Regions from separate parts of the Homo sapiens genome. Here region 2 is linked to region 1. Evidence: chromatin loops called from intact Hi-C (ENCODE). Cell type or tissue: natural killer cell. All regions are shown on one strand. Each heading gives the region's core, and the rest is flanking DNA. Links, peaks and the distances in the headings are about the cores only. Region 1 overlaps EHMT1 (euchromatic histone lysine methyltransferase 1). Region 2 overlaps EHMT1 (euchromatic histone lysine methyltransferase 1).

The links. Hi-C counts contacts between places; a loop is a spot of excess contacts. Peaks named below come from ENCODE experiments on the same cell type or tissue, not always from the same donor. Only the 100,000 strongest peaks of a DNase experiment are listed, where the experiment ranks them.
Region 2: a loop joins it to region 1, with 1.9 times the contacts of the local background. A loop is called at or near these places in 3 of 110 quality-filtered maps.

The regions. Positions count from the first base shown.
Region 1 is chr9:137,710,760-137,720,997 of GRCh38, forward strand. It overlaps EHMT1 (euchromatic histone lysine methyltransferase 1), which reads left to right. Exons shown (of 27, transcript NM_024757.5): 2 at 208-271; 3 at 5,867-6,423. Among named protein-coding and RNA genes, the nearest start is that of EHMT1, 97 kb to the left of the region's middle. RefSeq lists a silencer at 4,860-4,919. In natural killer cell, for the core only: no CTCF peak of the experiment used is centred there; DNase peaks (open chromatin) are centred at 5,291 and 5,874; H3K27ac peaks cover 1,309 bases.
Region 2 is chr9:137,634,738-137,644,975 of GRCh38, forward strand. The region is part of intron 1 of EHMT1 (euchromatic histone lysine methyltransferase 1); the gene reads left to right. It also overlaps the pseudogene SETP5. Among named protein-coding and RNA genes, the nearest start is that of EHMT1, 21 kb to the left of the region's middle. In natural killer cell, for the core only: no CTCF peak of the experiment used is centred there; a DNase peak (open chromatin) is centred at 4,734; H3K4me3 peaks cover 896 bases; H3K27ac peaks cover 2,320 bases.

The DNA.
Region 1 (10,238 bases), core at 959-8,958:
TACAGGAGAAGTTTCCTTGGACTGTGTTCTGAATGCCAGTTCTTCTGCTGGAGGCGACTGTAACCAGCTGGCAGGAGTAAATCTGACTGTCCAGCAGCTCATGGTGAATGTTGTAACTACGATTTTTTGACTTTTTCCAAATGATGTCCATTTGGAAAAGCGGCCTCCCACTGAACCCGGCTGACGGCTGTTGTTTCTCTCTAACAGGCAGTTCCGGCGAGGGGGGAGCCTCAGCAGGATTGCTGTGTGAAAACCGAGCTGCTGGGAGAAGGTGAGGGCGGTGTGCACCGAGGGACAGGAGCAGCGCCTCCCTCCAGACTAGAAAACCTGCTGCTCTTCCTCTCTTATTAGTCCCCGTCTTCTGACTTTCTTTGCTTCACCTAGGTTTATGGTATAGTTTCTAATCTATCCCATTCCTAAATAGCACAGTTGCACAGACAAACACAAAAGCTCTGCCAGAGAAGGAACACATTTGTCAAAGTATGAAAAGCAAAAATCCTGTATATCCTTGTCTTAAAGTACACCCAGAAAATTAAAAGTGAGTGGCCACACAAATGTTTATAGCAGCATTGTCACGTCGCCGAAAACCGGAGACACTCCGGTGTCCTCAGTTGATAAGGAACTGGATAAACAGATCGTGGTACATCCACACAGTGGGACAGCGGTCAGCAGCCCAGAAGAGCACACAGCATGACTGACGCCGCGCCATGGATGAAGCTTTTGTACGGTTTGTTAAGTGAAGGAGGCCAGACCCAAAGGGCCACAAGCTGCATGACTCCAATTTTATGGCAGACACTTGGAGAACAGCAGTGGTTACCAGGAGGTGGAGGGAGTGGTGTGGAAGCAAGTGTCTGCAGAGAGGCAGGGTGAGGGGAGTTGGGGCGAGGGGAGTCGGCGGGGCTGCACCCCTCTGTAAGGCGTGGCGCACACATAGGGTTCGGATGTTCTTGGAGAGCCTGCACCACCAAGAGCGCCCCCAGGAAATGAGGGCAGGTGGCGCCAGACGAGCTGTGCTGTGCTCCACAGTGAAGGGAGAGTGGTGTTCTGGCTGGACCCATAAGGGTGGCGGCCGTGGGAGCAGCTCAGACACTGGACTTGCCTAAGGCTCTCCCAGCTGGAGCCTGCTCCTCTCCAGACAGCGCGCAAGGCCTGGCTCCTCATGGACTGTGGGCTGTGGCCCCTGCCGTGTTCTCCTTTCACCCTAGATGGCCTCGCTGTGCCTGTGGGTTCTCGTCCACCCACTGGCTGTGCACTGTGGTGACCGCTGCCCGCCTCTGCCGCTACCCCTAGCCGGCCCTCCAGGGTTGCCCCCACCTCCTGCGCCATCCACCTCCTGCAGCCTGACTGGGTGTTTTCTTCCTGTACTTTGGCCCCTTCCTGTTGCCGTCCTTTCTGTGTCTTTGAACTGTTTCTTCTGTTGGCTCCAGTGCCCTCCGGCTCTTCCCCCTTCTCTCCCTGGTCACCCCTCCTTTGACCTTCCTAGTGGAACTTGTTTCCTACGTGACACCAGATGCCACAAGCCCCAGGTTATTCCATTACGCTTTAGGCTTTGCCTGTGCCCTGTTCCCTTACACACTGCCGCTGAGCCACGGCCTCTCCACCCTGGGGGAACTGCTGGACCCCCACGGTGGCTGCCCCATCTTGCTTTCCCTGCAGCAGTTGCAGAGGGCTCCAGGTTCTCCACGTCCTCGCCACCATTTCTTAGTGTCTGTGGCTGTCCTGGCGGGTGGGAAGTGGCATCTCATTGTGGTTTTGGTTTGCATTTTCCTGACGGCCAGTGATGTTGAGCATCATTTCGTGTGCTTACTGGCCATCTTTAGAGCTTCTTTGGAGAAATATCTCTTCTCCTGTGATTTCAAATTGGATTGATTTTTATTGTTGAGTTTTCAGTGTTCTTTATATAAGCAGAAGTCCCTTATCAGCCATGGGATTTGCAAATATTTTCTTCCGGTCTGTGGCTTGTCTTTCCCCTTTCTTGATGGTGTCCTTTGAAGTATAAATGTTTTCAATTTTGATGAAGTCCGACTTACCTGTTTTTTTCCTCCTTTTAGTTGCTGGTGCTTTTGGTCTAAAACCTAAGAACTTACCATTACTTAATAGAAGGTCACAAACATTTACATTTATTTTTTCTTGGAGTTTTATAGTTTTATCTCTTTTATTTAGGTTTTCGATCAATTTTGAGTTAATTTTTGTATATGGTTTGAAGTAGGGGTCCCAGTTTATTATTTTGCAAGTTGATAATCAGTTGTCCCAGCAACATTTATGAAAAAGACCTTTCTTCCCTCATTGAATTGTTCTTGCACCCTCGTTGAAAATCAGTTGGCTTTAAATGTGAGGGTTTATTGTAAGATTTTCTTTTCTTTAGACAGGGTCTCCCTCTGTAATCCAGGCTGGAGTGTGATCATGGCTTACTCTAGCCTCCATCTCCCTGGGCTCAGGCAATCCTACCACCTCAGCCTCCCAAGTAGCTGGGACCACAGGTGTGAGCCACCACACCATGCTAATTTTTTTTTTTTTTTTTTTTTTTTGAGATGGAGTCTTGCTCTGTCACCCGGGCTGGAGTGCAGTGGCACGATCTCGGCTCACTGCAAGCTCCGCTTCCCGGGTTCACGCCATTCTTCTGCCTCAGCCTCACGAGTAGCTGGGAATACAGGCACCTGCCACCATGCCCGGCTAATTTTTTTTGTATTTTTAGTAGAGACGGGGTTTCACCATCTTAGCCAGGATGGTCTCCATCTCCTGACCTCATGATCCACCCGCCTTGGCCTCCCAAAGTGCTGGGATTACAGGCGTGAACCACTGTGCCTGGCCCCTAAGTATTATATTTTTTGATGCTATTTTAAATAGAATTGTTTTAAAAATTCTTTTTCATTTTGATCATTGATACTGTATAGAAATACAAGTGATTGGCTGGGCACACTGGCTCATGCCTGTAATCCCAGCACTTTGGGAGGCCAAGGTGGGCAGATCACTTGAGGTCAGGAGTTCAAGAGCAGCCTGGCCAACGTGGTGAAACCCCATCTCTACTAAAAATACAAAAATTAGCGGGATGTGGTGGCTCGCACCTATAATCCCAGCTACTCATGAGGCTGAGGCAGGAGAATCACTTGAACCCGGGAGGCAGAGCTTGCAGTGGGCAGAGATCATGCCATTGCACTCCAGCCTGGGTGACACAGCGAGACTCCATCTCAAAAAATAAAAAAAGTTAAAAAAAATTGATTTTTGCATATTTATCTTATATCCTATAACCTTGCTAAACTCGTTTATTAGTTCTAATGATTTAAACTTCCTTGGGAATTTCTGCATAAAAGCTTGTGTCATCTTTAGGGCTCATTTGGTTTCTTCCATTCCAATCTGCATTCTTTTTATTTCTGTTTCTTCCTTATGGCCCTACTTCGAATCTCTAGTACAGGGTTGAATAGAAGTGGCAAGACTGGACATCCTTGTCTGGTTTCTGATCTTAGGGAGAGAGCTTCCCGGGTTTCACCTTTAAGTGTGATGTTAGCTGTAGTTTTTCATAGATGCCCTATGTTAGATTGAGGAAGTTTTCTTTTCTTAGCAAACCATTTGCTAAGTGTTTTGACCATGAAGGGGTGTTCATTTTTTCCTGTCTAATGAGATGCTTGTGTGGTTTTGTCCTTTATTTTGTTCTATTGATATTTGGCATATTAATTCATTTTTAGCTATTAAGCCAACCTTGCATTTCTGGGGTTAAATTCCACTTGTTCATGGTTTAATCCTCCTCACCAATTTTGTTTTGTTGTTGGGGGGTGCGGAGCTGGATTCAGTTTGCTCATTTTTTTTTTTTTTTTTTTTTTTAATGAGACCTGTCACCCAGGCTGGAGTGCAGTGGTGCAATCATAGCTCACTGAAGCCTTGACCTCCTGGGCTCAAGCGACCCTCCTGCCACAGCCTCCTGAGTATCTGGGACTACAAGTGTGCACCTCCATGCCCGGCTAATTTTTTAATTTTTGGTACAGAGTCTCACTATGTTGCCCAGGTGGGTCGTGAACTCCTGGGTTCAAGCGATCATGCCTCCTTGGCCTCCCAAAGTGCTGGGATTACAGGCATGAGCCACCACACCCAGCTTATAGATTCAATTTGAGGGGACTTGACAGCTTTGTAATGTCATCCATTTAGGAGCATGAAATGCCTTCTATTTAACTTTTTTTTCAACACATTGGCTTTGAGTAATCTTGGCAAATTTCCTAATACCCTTTGTAGTTTTCCCTACTTCTGTGAATGATACTTTTTTTTCTTACATTTTCTAGGTAATGTTGATATAAATAAATGTCTTTGATTTTGTAACATGATTTCAAATTCAGCAGTCTGGTTGTACTCTTGTGTTTTAGTTGCTAATTGAGTCTGTTTTTAAGTAAATGATTGTGTCAGATGCAGGTGGGAACAGTTTGACCCTCACATTGTTCTTTCCCTTTGGTGTCACCTGCACTGCCTTTTTATGTCAGACACTGGTAGTGTTAATAGATCTTATATGCAATTAATTTAGCATTTACATATACATCTGCTGCAGGATTTGGTATGAGGAAGTTTCCACTTACTCTGTTTTGTTAAGGGTTTTTAAAACATAGTTGTTTATTCAGAACACACACATTAGATGCCAGGCCTCGTTCATGTGCTCAGGGTACACTGGTAAACAGACAGGGCATTTGCGCTCATAGGACTTAACGTCCTCGGGTGGAAGGACAGACGGCCAGCATGACAGATGATCAGGTCTGTTGTGCTCGAGGTGATAAGCACCAGGAAGAACAGAGCCAGGAAGGAGGGCACTGGGCGGTGGCATCTCAGGCTTGACTGAGCTCCGTGTGCACCTAGCGATGCCATCGCAGGCTTCCTGCCTCAGCCTGTCCTGAGCTGAGTGTGTGTGTCAATCTCGTGATGTAAAATAGTGTCTCCTTGACTGCCCTGGATATGATTTCCTGGGGTTGTCATCGGAGAGTGAGCCTCTGTAGGGAGTGGAGAGCAGACCACGGATGTGCTCCAAGTATAAGCCCTTTTTCTGACCCATTTTCTCTGTTAGTTATTGTGAAGCCTCTTCTGAAGCCTTGTTTTCTATCTCCAAATAACACTCCATGTTTTATTATAGCAGTGATTCCCCAAACTTAACCAACTAACGTTCAACGTTAATGCTTAAGAAATGTTTATGTTTAATATGTTTGAACTGAAATGCTGGTTTGCTATGAAACAAAATAATTTTCTGTAGACAGTTTTATATAAGCCAGCCAAAGAAATTGTGTTGGTGGTGGTGTCATAGGGGGAGGAAATTGTGTTGGTGTCATGGTGGGGGGAGGAAATTGTGGTGTCGTGGTGGGGGAGGAAGTTGTGGTGGTGTCATGGTGGGGGAGGAAGTTGTGTTGGTGTCATGGTGGGGGAGGAAGTTGTGGTGGTGTCATGGTGGGGGAGGAAGTTGTGGTGGTGTCATGGTGGGGGAGGAAGTTGTGTTGGTGTCATGGTGGGGGAGGAAGTTGTGGTGGTGTCATGGTGGGGGAGGAAGTTGTGGTGGTGTCATGGTGGGGGAGGAAGTTGTGGTGGTGTCATGGTGGGGGAGGAAGTTGTGGTGGTGTCATGGTGGGGGAGGAAGTTGTGGTGTCATGGTGGGGGAGGAAGTTGTGTTGGTGTCATGGTGGGGGAGGAAGTTGTGTTGGTGTCATGGTGGGGGAGGAAGTTGTGTTGGTGTCATGGTGGGGGAGGAAGTTGTGTTGGTGTCATGGTGGGGGAGGAAGTTGTGGTGGTGTCATGGTGGGGGAGGAAGTTGTGGTGGTGTCATGGTGGGGGAGGAAGTGGTGGTGGTGGTGGTGCCATGGAGAGCGTGGCCTGCAGTCAGTGACACTCGTTTCTTTGTTGGCAGAGACACCTATGGCTGCCGATGAAGGCTCAGCAGAGAAACAGGCAGGAGAGGCCCACATGGCTGCGGACGGTGAGACCAATGGGTCTTGTGAAAACAGCGATGCCAGCAGTCATGCAAATGCTGCAAAGCACACTCAGGACAGCGCAAGGGTCAACCCCCAGGATGGCACCAACACACTAACTCGGATAGCGGAAAATGGGGTTTCAGAAAGAGACTCAGAAGCGGCGAAGCAAAACCACGTCACTGCCGACGACTTTGTGCAGACTTCTGTCATCGGCAGCAACGGATACATCTTAAATAAGCCGGCCCTACAGGCACAGCCCTTGAGGACTACCAGCACTCTGGCCTCTTCGCTGCCTGGCCATGCTGCAAAAACCCTTCCTGGAGGGGCTGGCAAAGGCAGGACTCCAAGCGCTTTTCCCCAGACGCCAGCCGCCCCACCAGCCACCCTTGGGGAGGGGAGTGCTGACACAGAGGACAGGAAGCTCCCGGCCCCTGGCGCCGACGTCAAGGTCCACAGGGCACGCAAGACCATGCCGAAGTCCGTCGTGGGCCTGGTAATTTTGTGTCTTCTCTTGCTGTTTCCTTTTTCCCATCTCTTTTGTTTTAATAACGGCAAATGGACTTTGGTGCATTGAGGAGAAGCCAGTAAGTGTCAGTGGTTATCCGACAGGGCCTATGAGGAGCTAGGAGAAGGCCGGGAGCAGTGGCTTACAGCTGTTATCGCAGCACTTTGGGAGGCTGAGGCGGGTGGATTGCTTGAGCCTAGGAGTTTGAGACCAGCCTGGGCAGCGTGGCGAAACTCAAATGCAAAATTTTGTAAAAAATGCAAAAATTAACTGGGCATAGTGGTGCGTACCTGTAGTCCCAGCTACTCAGGAGTGTGAGGTGGGAGGATTGCTTGAGCCTGGTGGAGACTGCAGTGAGCCCGGATCACCTCACTGCACTCCAGCTTGGGCACCAGAGTGAGACCCTGTCTCAAAAAAAAAAAAAAAAAAAAAGAGATGCTGCTAATGCCTTGTGCGTGAGTGACAAAGCGGAGTGATGCCAGGTGACGCCTCGCTTCCTTCTTGTGCTTTCTCTTCTCACAGGATTCTGTTGCTCTCTGTAGAAACGTGTCAGATCCTTTCAAGGAGGCCACGGCCTCTTCTGCTTTGGACATTGGGGCTTTCACTCCAGCTAGGGAAGACTCAGCCCTGACCCTGTTTCATTGAGAAGTGAATAGAAATGAACTTGGTTAGGGCCAGAATGTCACAGAAGTGAGGGGCAAAGGGCCACCTGGAGACATGCCGAGGTCTCCCTCCCAACCCTGAGCTGCTGGGCTCAGCCGTACCTTGAGAGCAGAATGAGTCTTGAATCCTGAGCGCTTCACACACAGGGCGCGCCCACCCCTCGCATGCACCATGATTTTCACACGCAGGGTGCGCCCACCCCTCACGCACTGTGATGATTTTCACACACAGGGCGCGCCCGCCCCTCACGCACCGTGATGATTTTCACACACAGGGCGCGCCTGCCCCTCACACGCACCGTGCTGATTTTCACACACAGGGCGCGCCCGCCCCTCACGCGCACCGTGCTGATTTTCACACACAGGGCACGCGTGCTTCTCACACATGCTGTGCTGGACTGATCACCAGATCTTACGTGGTGCATACACGATACAGGTTTTCAAAGTGTTCATGGTGCTTTTAGTGTGCTCTCTCAGTTTGATGTGAATTTGGGTGTAAGTTCTAGGTTTGTGATCACATTCCCGTGGAATTTTCTCTCTCTGACATTGCTGGTGAACATTCTGACAGCACTTTCTTGTCATTTGTTTGTAGATCGTTTGCTCTTTCCCCTCAGCCACTGTTTAGGGCTTCACAGCCCTGTCAATTGGAGGATTTGTGTCTTCAGCTCCAGAAGGATGCTCTGTATGAGTTTTCTTCTGTTTTCTTCCCATGGAGCTCCTCTTAAATGGCCGGCTCTTCTGTCCTCCTGGGCAGTTCTCTGTCTGTTTCCAGCTTCCTTACTGGTTCCTCAGCCCTTCCCCTTCTTGCTGTTCATCCCATATATTGATATATTTTATTCTGACATAAATTTTTTTCATGCCCAGTATCTCTGATTAGTTCTCTCTCTTTTTCTTTTTCTTTTTCTTTTTTTTTTTTTGAGACGGAGTCTTGCTCTGTCACCCAGGTTAGAGTGAAATGGCGCGATCTCAGCTCACTATAACCCCCGCCTCCCAGGTTTAAGTGATTCTCATGCTTCAGCCTCCCAAGTAGCTGGGACTACAGGCGCCTACCACCACACCTGGCTAATTTTTGTATTTTTAGTAGAGATGAGGTTTCACCATGTTGGCCAGGCTGTTCTTGAACTGACCTCAGGTGATCCATGCGCCTCGGCCTCCCAGAGTGCTGGGATTACAGGTGTGAGCCACCGCGCCCGGCCTGATTAGTTCTTTTAATTTAAAAAATACTGAATTCTATCTTGCGTTATCTTTCAAAAGACGGTGATTATAATTCTTCTATAATCTCTGTTGTAAATTCTGATTCCTCAAGTGGGGGTTCTCTTGGACTTGACACCTCCTGTTTGTGACTTTTTTTTCCTCTCAGATTTAGCTTTTTCCCCCACCAGGGTGTCTCCATCTTTGTTTCTGTCATAGTGTCTCAGCCTGACTATGAGTGCTGTGTGCGTTTTCTGTGGCCTGTCTGCAGTGACCACAGTGGGTGGTGGGCACACTGTGGGGCTGGACTGCTGGCTCCTCAGGGGGTGGTGGGTGCGTTGTGGGCCGGACTGCTGGCTCCTCAGGGGCCCACAGCTGCTGGGTGTTGCGTCCTCTCCTAGGACAGATAAGGCGGGCACCTCGTGGTGCGGACAACTGCCCTAGCCCTGGGGCTTCTCCACTCCCAGGCTGGCCGGCCTGACCCGACCTCAACCTTTTGCAGTATTCTTCTGTACATGGCAAAGCTTTAGAAAATCTTAAAAATAATTACAGTGTCACAGGAAACTGCAAAAAAACCTTTCACCAAGCTTCCTTCAGTGGTGATGTCTTTGATAACTAGAGGACAATGTCAGACCCAGGATGCTGACATTGGTAAAGTCCGTGGGGCTTACTCAGTTTCACCATCACCTGTGTGCACGTGCATCACGTGCAGGGTGTTCTGTGCAGTTTACCGTGTGTGGATGTGTGGAAACACCACTACAGTCGAGATGCCGAACCCCCTCCACACCAGGACACATGAGGTGCCGAACCCCCTCCACACCAGGACACAGTCGAGGTGCCGAACCCCCTCCACACCAGGACACAGTCGAGGTGCCGAACCCCCTCCACACCAGGACACAGTCGAGGTGCCGAACCCCCTCCACACCAGGACACAGTCGAGGTGCCGAACCCCCTCCACACCAGGACACAGTCGAGGTGCCGAACCTCCTCCACACCAGGGCACAGTCGAGGTGCCGAACCCCCTCCACACCAGGGCACAGTCGAGGTGCCGAACCCCCTCCACACCAGGGCACAGTCGAGGTGCCGAACCCCCTCCACACCAGGACACAGTCGAGGTGCCGAACCCCCTTCACACCAGGGCACAGTCGAGATATGGAACCCCCCACACCAGGGTCCCTGACGTCACCCTGTGTAGCCACCAACCAGACCTGAACCTGTGCCAGCCTCTCATCTGCAGATTCCATTTTTATAATTTTGTCATTTCTTTTTTTTTTAAGACAGGATCTCACTCTGTCACCCAGGCTGGACTGCAGTGGCCTGATCACAGCTCTTTGCAACCTCTGCCTCCCAGGCTGAAGTCATCCTCCTGCCTCTGCCTCCTGAGTAGCTGGGTTTACAGATGTGCACCACCCTGCCCGGCTGATTTTTATATTTTTGTAGACAAGGGATATTGTCTTGTTGGCCAGGCTGGTCTTGAATTCCTGAGCTCAAGTGATCTGCCCTCCTCGGCATCCCAAAGTGCTGGGATTATGGGCATGATCCAACGTGCCCGGCCTATTTCTGATTTTATATAAATGGAATTATAATGTATGTAACCTTTTGAGAGTAGCTTTTGTCACTCAGCATAGTTCTCTTAAGATCATCCAAGTTACGTCATTAGCCCGTCCCGTTCTCTGCTGAGGCCTTGGTGTTCTGTGGGGTGTGGACAGCCTTGTACGTCGGCACTCACCCGCTGAAGGACACTGGGCATTTTTACTTTAGAGCTGCTCGGGGCATTTACGTACACGTTTTGGATGTAAGATTTACTTCTGTGGGTCAAACACACAGGAGCATAATCACTGGGTTCTATGGCCTTCGGGTGTTTCATTGAACGAGGAAATTGCTGAACCACACTCCAGAGTGGCTGCAGCCTTTCACACGCCCACCGGCGATGTTGCAGTGGCCGCCTTT
Region 2 (10,238 bases), core at 1,278-9,277, 76 kb before region 1:
TATCGCCCAGGCTGGAGTGCCGTGGTGCGATCTCAGCTCACTGCAACCTCTGCCTTCCAGGTTCACGCCATTCTCCTGCCTCAGCTTCCCGAGTAGCTGGGACTACAGGCGCCCCCACCATGCCCAGCTAATTTTTTTTTTTTTTTTTTTTTTTTTGTATTTTTAGTAGAGATGGGGTTTCACCATATTAGCCAGGATGGTCTCGATCTCCTGACCTCGTGATCCGCCGGCCTCGGCCTCCCAAAGTGCTGGGATTACAGGTGTGAGCCACTGCGCCCGGCTGTCACTTGGATTTTCGTATGAGTTTTAGGATCTTGTTGTCAATATCTGCAAAAAAGCCTTTCAGGATCTTGAAAGGGATTGTGTTGAATATGTAGATCAGTTTAGGATATCGCCATCTTAATAGCAAGTCTTCCAATTGGGGAACACCGGATGCTTGTCCATTTATTTAGGTCTTCTATTTTATTTTATTTTATTTATTTATTTTGAGACAGAGTCTTGCACTGTCACCTGGGCTGGAGTGCAGTGGCGTGATCTCGGGTCACTGCAACCTCCGCCTCCTGAATTCAAGCCATTCTCCTGCCTAAGCCTCTCGACTAGCTAGGATTACAGGCACCCATCGCCACGCCCAGCTAATTTTTTTTTTTTAATGTATTTTTGGTAGAGACGGAGTTTCACCATGTTGGACAGGCTGGTCTTGAACTTCTGACCTCGTGATTCGCCCTCCTTGGCCTCCCAAAGTGTTGGGATTACAGGCATGAACCACTGCGCTCGGCCTTCAGTTTTCTTTAACATTTTCAGAGCTGGGCGCGGTGGCTCACGCCTGTAATCCCAGCACTTTGGGAGGCCGAGGTGGGTGGATCACGAGGTCAGGAGATCGAGACCATCCTGGCTAACATGGTGAAACCCCGTCTCTACTAAAAATACAAAAAATTAGTGGGACGTGGTGGCGGGCGCCTGTAGTTCCAGCTACTCGGGAGGCTGAGGCAGGAGAATGGCATGAACCTGGGAGGCGGAGCTTGCAGTGAGCTGAGATGGTGCCACTGCTCTCCAGCCTGGGCGACAGAGCGAGACTGTCTCAAAAAACAAAACAAAACAAAAAACAATATTTTAATGTATAAGTTTTGTAGTTATTTCTTACAAGTATTTTATTCTTTTTGATGCTTTTATAAATAGAATTAAAAAAAATTTTTTTTTTTTGAGATGGGGAGTCTTGCTCTGTCGCCCAGGCTAGAGTGCAGTGGTACGATCTCGGTTCACTGCAACCTCCGCCTCCTGGGTTCAAGCAGTTCTCCTGCCTCAGCCTCCTGAGTAGTTGGGATTACAGGTGCATGCCACCACGCCTTGCTAATTTTTGTATTTTTAGTAGAGATGGGGTTTCACCATTTTGGCCAGGCTGATCTTGAACTCCTGACCTCAGGATCCACCCACCTCCAGCTCCCAGAGTGCTGGGATTATAGGCGTGAGCCACCATGCCCAGCCACATTTCATTTTTAGATTGCAATTGTATAGACATAAAATTGATTTTTATATATTGGATCTTGTATCCTGCAACTTTGCTGAATTTTTTTTGGTGTGGATTCCTTGGGATTTTCTATATATAGGATTATGTCATTTGGGAATAGAGTTGTAGTTCTTCCTTTTAAATCTGGACACTTTTTTGTCCTTCCCTAATTGCCCTGGCTAGTAAAATGTTGAATAGAAGTGGTGAAAGCTGACATTCCCATCTTCATTCCTGTTTTTAGAGGAAAGCTTTTAGTTTTTCACCATTAGGTATGATATTAGCTATGAGTTTTTCCATAGATGCCCTTTACTAGATTGAGGAATTCCCTTTTATTTCTAGCTTGTTGAGTGTTTTCATTATAAAGGGGTTTTGGATTTTGTCAAATGTTTGTCTCTATCTGTTGACATGATTATGTAGTTTTTTTCCTTTATTGATATGGTGTCTTACATAGATTTTCATATGCTCAACCAGCCCTGCGTTTCTGCCCTAAATCCATTTGGGTATGTTATCTAATCCTTTTTAAATCTTGTTGAGTTTGATTTGCTAGTATTTTGTTGGGGATTGTTGCATCTTTGTTCATAAGTGGTATTATGTTGGTCTGTAGGTACCTCTTTTTAAAAAAAATTTATTATTTTTTTTTGAGACAGTTTCACTCTTTTTTTTTTTTTTTTTTTGAGACAGAGTTTCGCTCTGTCGCCCAGGCTGGAGTGCAGTGGCGCGATGTCAGCTCACTGCAAGCTCTGCCTCCTGGGTTCACGCCATTCTCCCGCCTCAGCCTCCTGAGTGGCTGGGACTACAGGCACCTGCTACCACGCCTGGCTATTTTTTTGTATTTTTAGTAGAGATGGGATTTCACTGTGTTAGTCAGGATGGTCTCGATCTCCTGACCTCGTGATCTGCCCGTCTCCACCTCCCAAAGTGCTGGGATTACAGGCGTGAGCCACCGCACCAAGCCCAGAGTTTTACTGTTGTTGCCCAGGCTGGAGTGCAGTGGTGCAATCTTGGCTCACCACAGCCTCCGCCTCCTGGGTTCAAGTGAATCTCCTGCCTCAGCCTCCCGAGTAGCTGGGATTACAGGCATGCTCCACCATGCCAGGCTAATTTTGTATTTTTAGTAGAGATGGGATTTTGCCATGTTGGCCAGGCTCGTCTTGAACTCCTGACCTCAGGTGATCCGCCTGCCTTGGCCTCCCAAAATGCTGGGATTACAGGTGTGAGCCACTGCACCTGGCCTAAAAAAATTTTTTAATTTTATTTTAGATAGGTGGTCTTGCTCTGTGGCCCTGCTGGAGTGCAGTGGTGCCATCATGGCTCACTTCAGTCTTGAACTCCTGAGCTCAAGTGATCCTCCTACTTCAGCCTCCTGAGTAGCTGGGACTACAGGCAAGTGCCTGTCGTTTTCTGTGTGTTATCTTTGTGTATTTGGTGCAAAGGTAATACTGGCTTCGTAGAATGAGTTGGGAAGTGTATTTCCCTCTTCCGTTTTTGGGAAGAGTTTGTGAAGCACTGGTTATCACGCCTTTAAATGTTTGGTATAATTCACCTGCGAAGCCATCTGGATCTTGGCTTTTCTTTGTTGGAAGCTTTAAAAATTATTAATTTCCTTATTTGTTCTAGGTGTGTAGGTTTTCTGTTTATTCCTGAGTTATCTTTGTTGTTGTGGGTCTTTCTGAGAATTTGTTCATGGCATCCAGGTTATCTAGTTTCCGGTATGCAGTTGCTCGTATGTTCCCTGTGACCATTTTTATTTCTGTCAGGGCTTGTGTTCCCCTTTGACGCTAATAAATTTTGGTAAGTGGGGTCATTTTTCTCTTTTTCTTGGTCATTCTAGCTAAAGTTTTGTGAATTATGTTGAATTTTTCAGAGAAGCAACTTTTTTTTTTTTTTAAGATGGAGTCTCGCCCTTTTGCCCAGGCTGGAGTGCAGTGGTGCGATCTCGGCTCACTGCAAGCTCCGCCTCCTGGGTTCAAGCAATTCTCCTGCCTCTGCCTCCTGAATAGTTGGGAATATAGGCGTGCGCCACCATGCCCAGCTAATTTTTTGCATTTTTAGGAGACGGAGTTTCACCATGTTGGCTGTGCTGGTCTCGCGCTCCTGACCTCAGGTGATCCACCCACCTCAGCCTCCCAAGTAGCTGAGATTACAGGCACCCGCCACCACGCCCGGCTAATTTTTGTATTTTTAGTAGAGATGATGTCTCACCATGTTGGCCGAGGTGGTCTCAAACTCCTGACTTCAAATGATCCACCCGCCTTGGCCTCCCAAAGTGTTGGGATTGCAGGCATGAGCCACTGCACCCGGCCTAGTTTTTTACTAGTTTCTTAATGCTTTTAGCTATGTTATAGAATAAATTGCATTCCCCTAAAAAATATGTTGAAGTCCTAAACCCCATACTTCAGAATTTGACCTTATTTGGAAATAGGGTCATTGCAGATTAGTTAAGATGAAATCATAGTTGAGTAGGGTAGGCCTCTAATCCAGTATGACTTACGTGTCCTCATAAAAAAAAAAGGATGCCTTGTGAACACAGACATGCACAGAAGGAAGACAGCATGCGGACACACAGGGAGAAGTGGCGCATGACTGGGGTGATGCTTCCATAAGCCAAGGAGTGTCAGGGACGGCCAGCAGACCCCAGAGCCTGGCCGAGGCAGGGGATGGCACTCCAAAGCCATTACAGACCACAAGGCCTACTGACACCTTCATTGTGGACTTCCAGCCTTCAGAACTTCGAGACCATACATTTCTATTGTTACATGTGTCCTAGGAAAAAACAGGCTGCTTCCTATAAATGTTGATATGTTGTATTTTCATTTTTATTCAGTTCAGAATATTTTCTATTTTCCCTTGTGACTTTAGAAGTGTGTCATTTAATTTCTAAATATTTAGGTATTTCCTGGATTTCTTTGTTTTGTTGATTTCTAATGTAATTCCTGTATGGTCAGAATTATACTTTGTATAGTTTCAGTGTGTTTAATTTGTTAGATTAAAAAAAAAATCCCGTATTATATTCTGTCCTGGGGAATGTTTCATCAGTGCTTGAAAATAATGTGCATTATGAATTTATTAGGTGGAATGTTCCCTATATGTCAGATTGAATTGGTTGATAGTATTAAGTCTTCCTTATTCTTTCTCATTTTCTTTCTAGTTCTATTAGTTATTGAGAGTAGAGTATGAGATCTACAGTACTGTCGAATTTTACATTTTCACTTTCAGTTCTGTTGGTTTTTGCCTCGTGTTTTGAGACTATGTTATCTTGCGTGTGTTTATAGTTGTTACATCTGCCTGGGTGTTTTGACACTTCTCTCATTATGAAATGTCCCTCTTTGTCTCTATAAATGTTTTTGTTTTAAAGTCTATTTTGTCTGATGTCAGTATAGCCACTTCAGTTTTTTTATGGTTTATTTTTGCATACTATATCTTTTTCTGGCCTTTTAATCTCTTTGTATCTTCAATCGAAGGGATGTCTCTTACAGTCCTTTCCATCTGAGATCGGATCTTGTAGATTCAGCAGTTGAATCATATATATGTATTTTTCTTACCTGATAGAAGAGATTTTATTTTTAAAGTGTCACCTTAGACTGCAAGGATGTCTGTTGTACCTCCCCATTAATCAGCCAGAGGAGGAGCTGTGATATCAGAATGCCCACTCAACCCACCAGACATTTGAGACCCACCCTTTGCTGGCCTTCTGTAACCTTATTTATTTAGAGACGGAGTCTCGCTCTTGTTGCCCAGGCTGGAGTGCAATGGCGCGATCTTGGCTCACCGTAACCTCTGCCTCCCGGGTTCGAGTGATTGTCCTGCCTCTGCCTCCCGAGTAGCTAGGATTACAGGCATGTGCCACTGTGCCCGGCTAAGTTTTATATTTTTAGTAGAGATGGGGTTTCGCTGTGTTGGCCAGGCTGTTCTTGAACTCCTGAACTCAGGTGATCCGCCTGCCTCGGCCTCCCAAAGTGCTGGGATTACGGGTGTGAGCCACCGTGCCTGGCCTGTAACCTTATTTTTTAAAGCTTTTAATTTTAATTTTTGTTTTGTTTTATTTTTGTGTGTTTTAGAGACCTGGTCTTGCTGTTACCCTGGCTGGAGTGCAGTGGCGTGATCATAGCTCACTGCAGCCTTGACCCTGGGCTCAAGCAGTCCTCCCACCTTGGCTTCCTGATCAGCTGGGACCACTGGCATCTGCCACTATGTCCAGCTAATTTTTAAATTTTTTGTAAAGATGGGGTCTTCCTATGTTGCTCAGGCTGGTTTTGAACTCCTGGCCTCAAGTGATCCTCCCATCTTGGTCTCCCAAAGTGCTAGGATTACAGGTGTGCACCCCTGTGCCTGGTCTGAAATTTTCTTTTTTTAATCAAGAGCAAGTAGATACATGTTTTCTCTGAGCCCAATATGCAGAGAAGGAAAAAATGCTAGAATTCTCTGCATTATAGGGGCCTGGCGCCCTTTAGCTTCCAACAGTGCAAAGGGGGCAGAAAGTTGTTCTTTTTTCCATAGAACATGGTGATGTTGATTCCATACAAGTTTGTTGAGATAGGAAGGGATAAAAATGAGTTTGAAACAGAAAGAGGTAGAGATTCTTTTCACATTTTATTCTCCTCAAGGTATTTCCCCCCCAGATAAGTTGAGATCCACGGTGTAGACAAAAGAGACCTCAAGAACTGGGTGAGCACAAGAGGGAAAAAGCAAGACTGCACCTTGCTCCCGGGAACTGGAGACAGCTTTAAAAAAGGAAGGTTCTAATCCATGTGTGTTCTATTAGTTATCTTCTCCTTATCCCGTTCCTCATCAGTGTCTTCCAGTTCCTCCTCCTCATCATCTTCGTCTTCTCCTTCTTTATCATCCATATTGGGAACCAAGGAGCACTGTGATGAATTTGGCCAAGTATGGTCTTTGCTGACCTCTCCTAACTCATCTGCACCTGCGTCAGAATGGCCAGTAAACCAGGTGAAGAACCTGTCTGGTTCCTCAGGATGCCTCTTCCTACTGGCTTTATTCTGCATTTGACTTGAAGAGTTTCCTTTCCAGATTTCCATTTGATTTCCGTGGACTTTGAAGATGGATCATGACTCTCATTCAGATGAAATTCTTTGAGAGAGCTTTATTTTTGAAGTAAGGATTTTCGTCAAAATAAAAACCTATTCTGTAACCTGATTTAATATCTTCAAATTCTGTCACTTCAGCACTGGTCAAACAATGCAGTGCCTCTTCATCCTCCTCCCAAGCAGTGCAGACGCTTGTGGATGGCTGACAAATGTTATTACCCAGAAATTGGGGATTTTGGGAATCAATTCTCATCTGCCCTGAAGAACGTGGTTGGCCGAATTTGTCTATGTTCGCTCTCCCAGTCCGCTTGCCGCTCACTTGCTAAGCCTGTTTCTGAAGCCTGTTTTGTGCTGTGCTTCCTCGTGGGCTTGGTTGCCGCTTGTTCTGTTCCTCTCTTCCTCTGGCCTCTGTCAGGGGCTGGCGCCATGTCTTCCTTTCAGGCAGGGGCAGAGACGGGTGTTTGGGGGTCATTCCGGGAGGAGAGTCTGGACCCAAGGGCCTCCTTGCTCATCAGGAAGAAGCTCATAGGACTAAGATCACATTTTTTTTTTTTTTGACATGGAGTCTCGCTCTGTCACCCAGGCTGGAGTACAGTGGCATGACCTTGGCTCATGGCAACCTCTGCCCCCATGCCCTCCAACTCCATGGTTCAAGCTGTTCTCCTGCCTCAGCCTCCTGAGTAGCTGGGACTACAGGCACCCACCACCATGCCTGGCTAATTTTTGTATTTTTAGTAGAGACGGAGTTTCGTCAAGTTGGCCAAGCTGGTCCTGAACTCCTGACCTCAGGTGATCCACCCGCCTCGGCCTCCCAAAGTGCTGGGATTACAGGTGTGAGCCACTGCGCCCGGCCCCAAATTTTTTAATCTATTCCCCCAGTCTCTACTTTTCATGTGGGACAGGTAATGCGTTTCATCTAATGTAATTACTGAAAGGTAGGGTTTATACTTGTCGATTTTGTATTTGCTTTCTGCGTCTTCTGTCTTTTTTGTTACTTTCTGCCTCAGTTAGTTTTTGTTCTTCATGGAGATGGAGTTTCACTATGTTGCCCAGGCTGGAGCGCAGTGAGTATTCATAGGCATGATCATAGTGCACCGTGGCCTTGAACTCCCGGGCTCACAGGATCCTCCCACCTCAGCCTCCTGAGTAGCTGGGACTGCAGGCGTACCACAACGCCTGACTCATTGCTTTCTTCTTTTGTGTTAGATATTTTCTAGTGTATACCATTTTAATTCCCTTGCTGTTTATTTGACTGTATTTTTTATTTGTTTTCTTGGTTGTCCTGGGGATTACAATTTAGTATATTAATTTTTGATAATGTAGTTTGTATTAATACTATATTACAATACTATATGAAATATTTATTTGGGCATAGCTTAATTTCTTTTGCCCTTCTTGTACTGTTATTGTCATACAAATTACATTACACTGTGTGCCCATCTACGCAGATTTATAGTTGCTGCTTTACGCAATTGTCTTTCAAATCATATAGGAGAAAAAACAAATTATAAATTAACAAATACATTTATACTGTCTTATGTAGCTGCTTTTATACTTTACCTGTGTAGCTGCTTTTACTGGCGCTCTTGATTGCATTCCCCTCCCCTCCCCTCTTGACAGGGTCTCGCTCTGTCACCCAGGTGGGAGTACAGTGGCACAATCATAGCACTGCAGCCTTGACCTCCTGGGCTAAAGAGATCCTCCTGCCTCAGCCTCCCGAGTAGTTGGGACTATGGGTGCGTGCCACTATTCCCTGCTGATTTTTAATTTTTTTTTTGTAGAGATGGGGTCTCACTGTGTTGCCCAGGCTGGTCTCCAACTCCTGGTCTTAGAAGATCCCTCCTACTTGAGTCTTCCAAGGTGTTGCGGTTGCAGGCATGAGCCACCGTGCCTGGCCTTGGTGCTCTCTATTCATGTGGGCTTGAGTTACTGTCTAGTGTCCTTTCATTTATCCTGAAGGACTCTTAGGTCTTTCAGTGATGAACTCTCTACTTTTGTTTATCTTGGAATGTTTTATTTTTCCTTTATGAAGGTAGTTTTGTGTATAAAGGTTTTTTTTTTTTTTTTTTTTTTAGACAGAGTCTCACCCTCTCGCCCAGGCTGGAGTGCAGTGGTGCCATCTCGGCTCACTGCAAGCTCTGCCTCCCAGGTTCACGCCATCCTCCTGCCTCAGCCTTCCGAGTAGCTGGGACTACAGGACTACAGGCACCTGCCATCACGCCTGGCTAATTTTTTGTATTTTTAGTAGAGACGGGGTTTCACCGTGTTAGCCAAGATGGTCTGGATCTCCTGACCTCGTGATCTGCCCACCTTGGCCTCCCAAAGTGCTGGGATTACAGGCGTGAGCCACCGCGCCCGGCCGTATAAAGGTTTTTTAGTACTCTGAGGGTATTGTCTGGCTGCACTCCATGGTTTCTGATGAGGAACCATTGCTCATCTCTCAGGACCCTCGTTCATGACACGTTGCTCCTCTGTCGCTGCTTTTGAGAGTCTCTGTCTGTGGTTTCAGCCTGATGGTGATGTGTGTAGGTGTGGAACTCTTTGCGTTTTTCTCATTTGGATTTGTTGAGCTTCTTAATTTTTTTGACTTGACTGCTGCCTTCCAGGGATTTGGGAACTTTGTGATGAGTACTTCATCTGCAGCATGCGTTGTCTTCTCACCCCTGTCTGACGTGTCATTGCGTGGTAAACAGAGCTTTGCCATACAATTGCAGTTGCAGTGTGGATTAAAGGGACAGCACTTGAGGGCCGCTCCTCCCTTCTTGTTTTGACGATGGGTGTGAGCTGTCTTGGTAAGTGGCAGTAGCAGTACGGTGACCAGGTGGCACTCGGCACGGCTGATCCCGCCGTGCATTGCGGAGCAGCACTATGGCCCACCAAGAGGCCCATACGTGGTCTCTGGGAAGCTGCTCAGCTTTCTTATGGCAGGAAAGCAGCCACGGGCAATACGTAAACAAGTGGGGGTGGTTGTGTGCTGGTAAAACTGGAAGTGTTTGGAAACTGGAATTTGAGTTTCATATCACTCTTGAAACAGTCACATACTTTTTTTTTTTTTTGAGATGGAGTCTCATTTGGTTGCCCAGGCTGGAGTGCAGTGGCGTAATTTTGGCTCACTGCAACCTCTGCCTCCCGGGTTCAAGCAATTCTCCTTCCTCAGCCTCCCGAGCAGCTGGGAGGATTACAGGCACATGCCACCACGCCCAGCTAATTTTTGTATTTTTAATAGAGACGGGGTTTCGCCATATTGGCCAGGCTGGTCTTGAACTCCTGACCTCGTGATCCACCCGCCTCGGCCTCCCAAAGTGCTGGGATTACAGGCGTGAGCCACCGGGCCCGGCCAAAAACATTCACATACTTTTTATGAGTTATGTATCTAAAAGTCTAAAAATCATGCTTAGCTTTCAGTTTGTACAGAAACAGGTGGCAGTCTGTAGTTTGCTGGCCCCTGATTGAGATCTAGTCATTGTTTCCAAAGCACCTTGTCTTTTGATGTAACATTTATTTTGTGTTTTAATTATTGGTCTTTTGGTTGTCTCAATTGCTAGATTGTAAACTCTTTGAGGTTAGGGCTCTATTTATTTATTTATTTATTATTATTTTTTTTAAGAGACAGTCTCCCTCTGTTGCCCAGGCTGGAGTGCAGTGGTGCGATCTCAGCTCACTGCAGTCTCCACCTCCCAGGTTCAAGT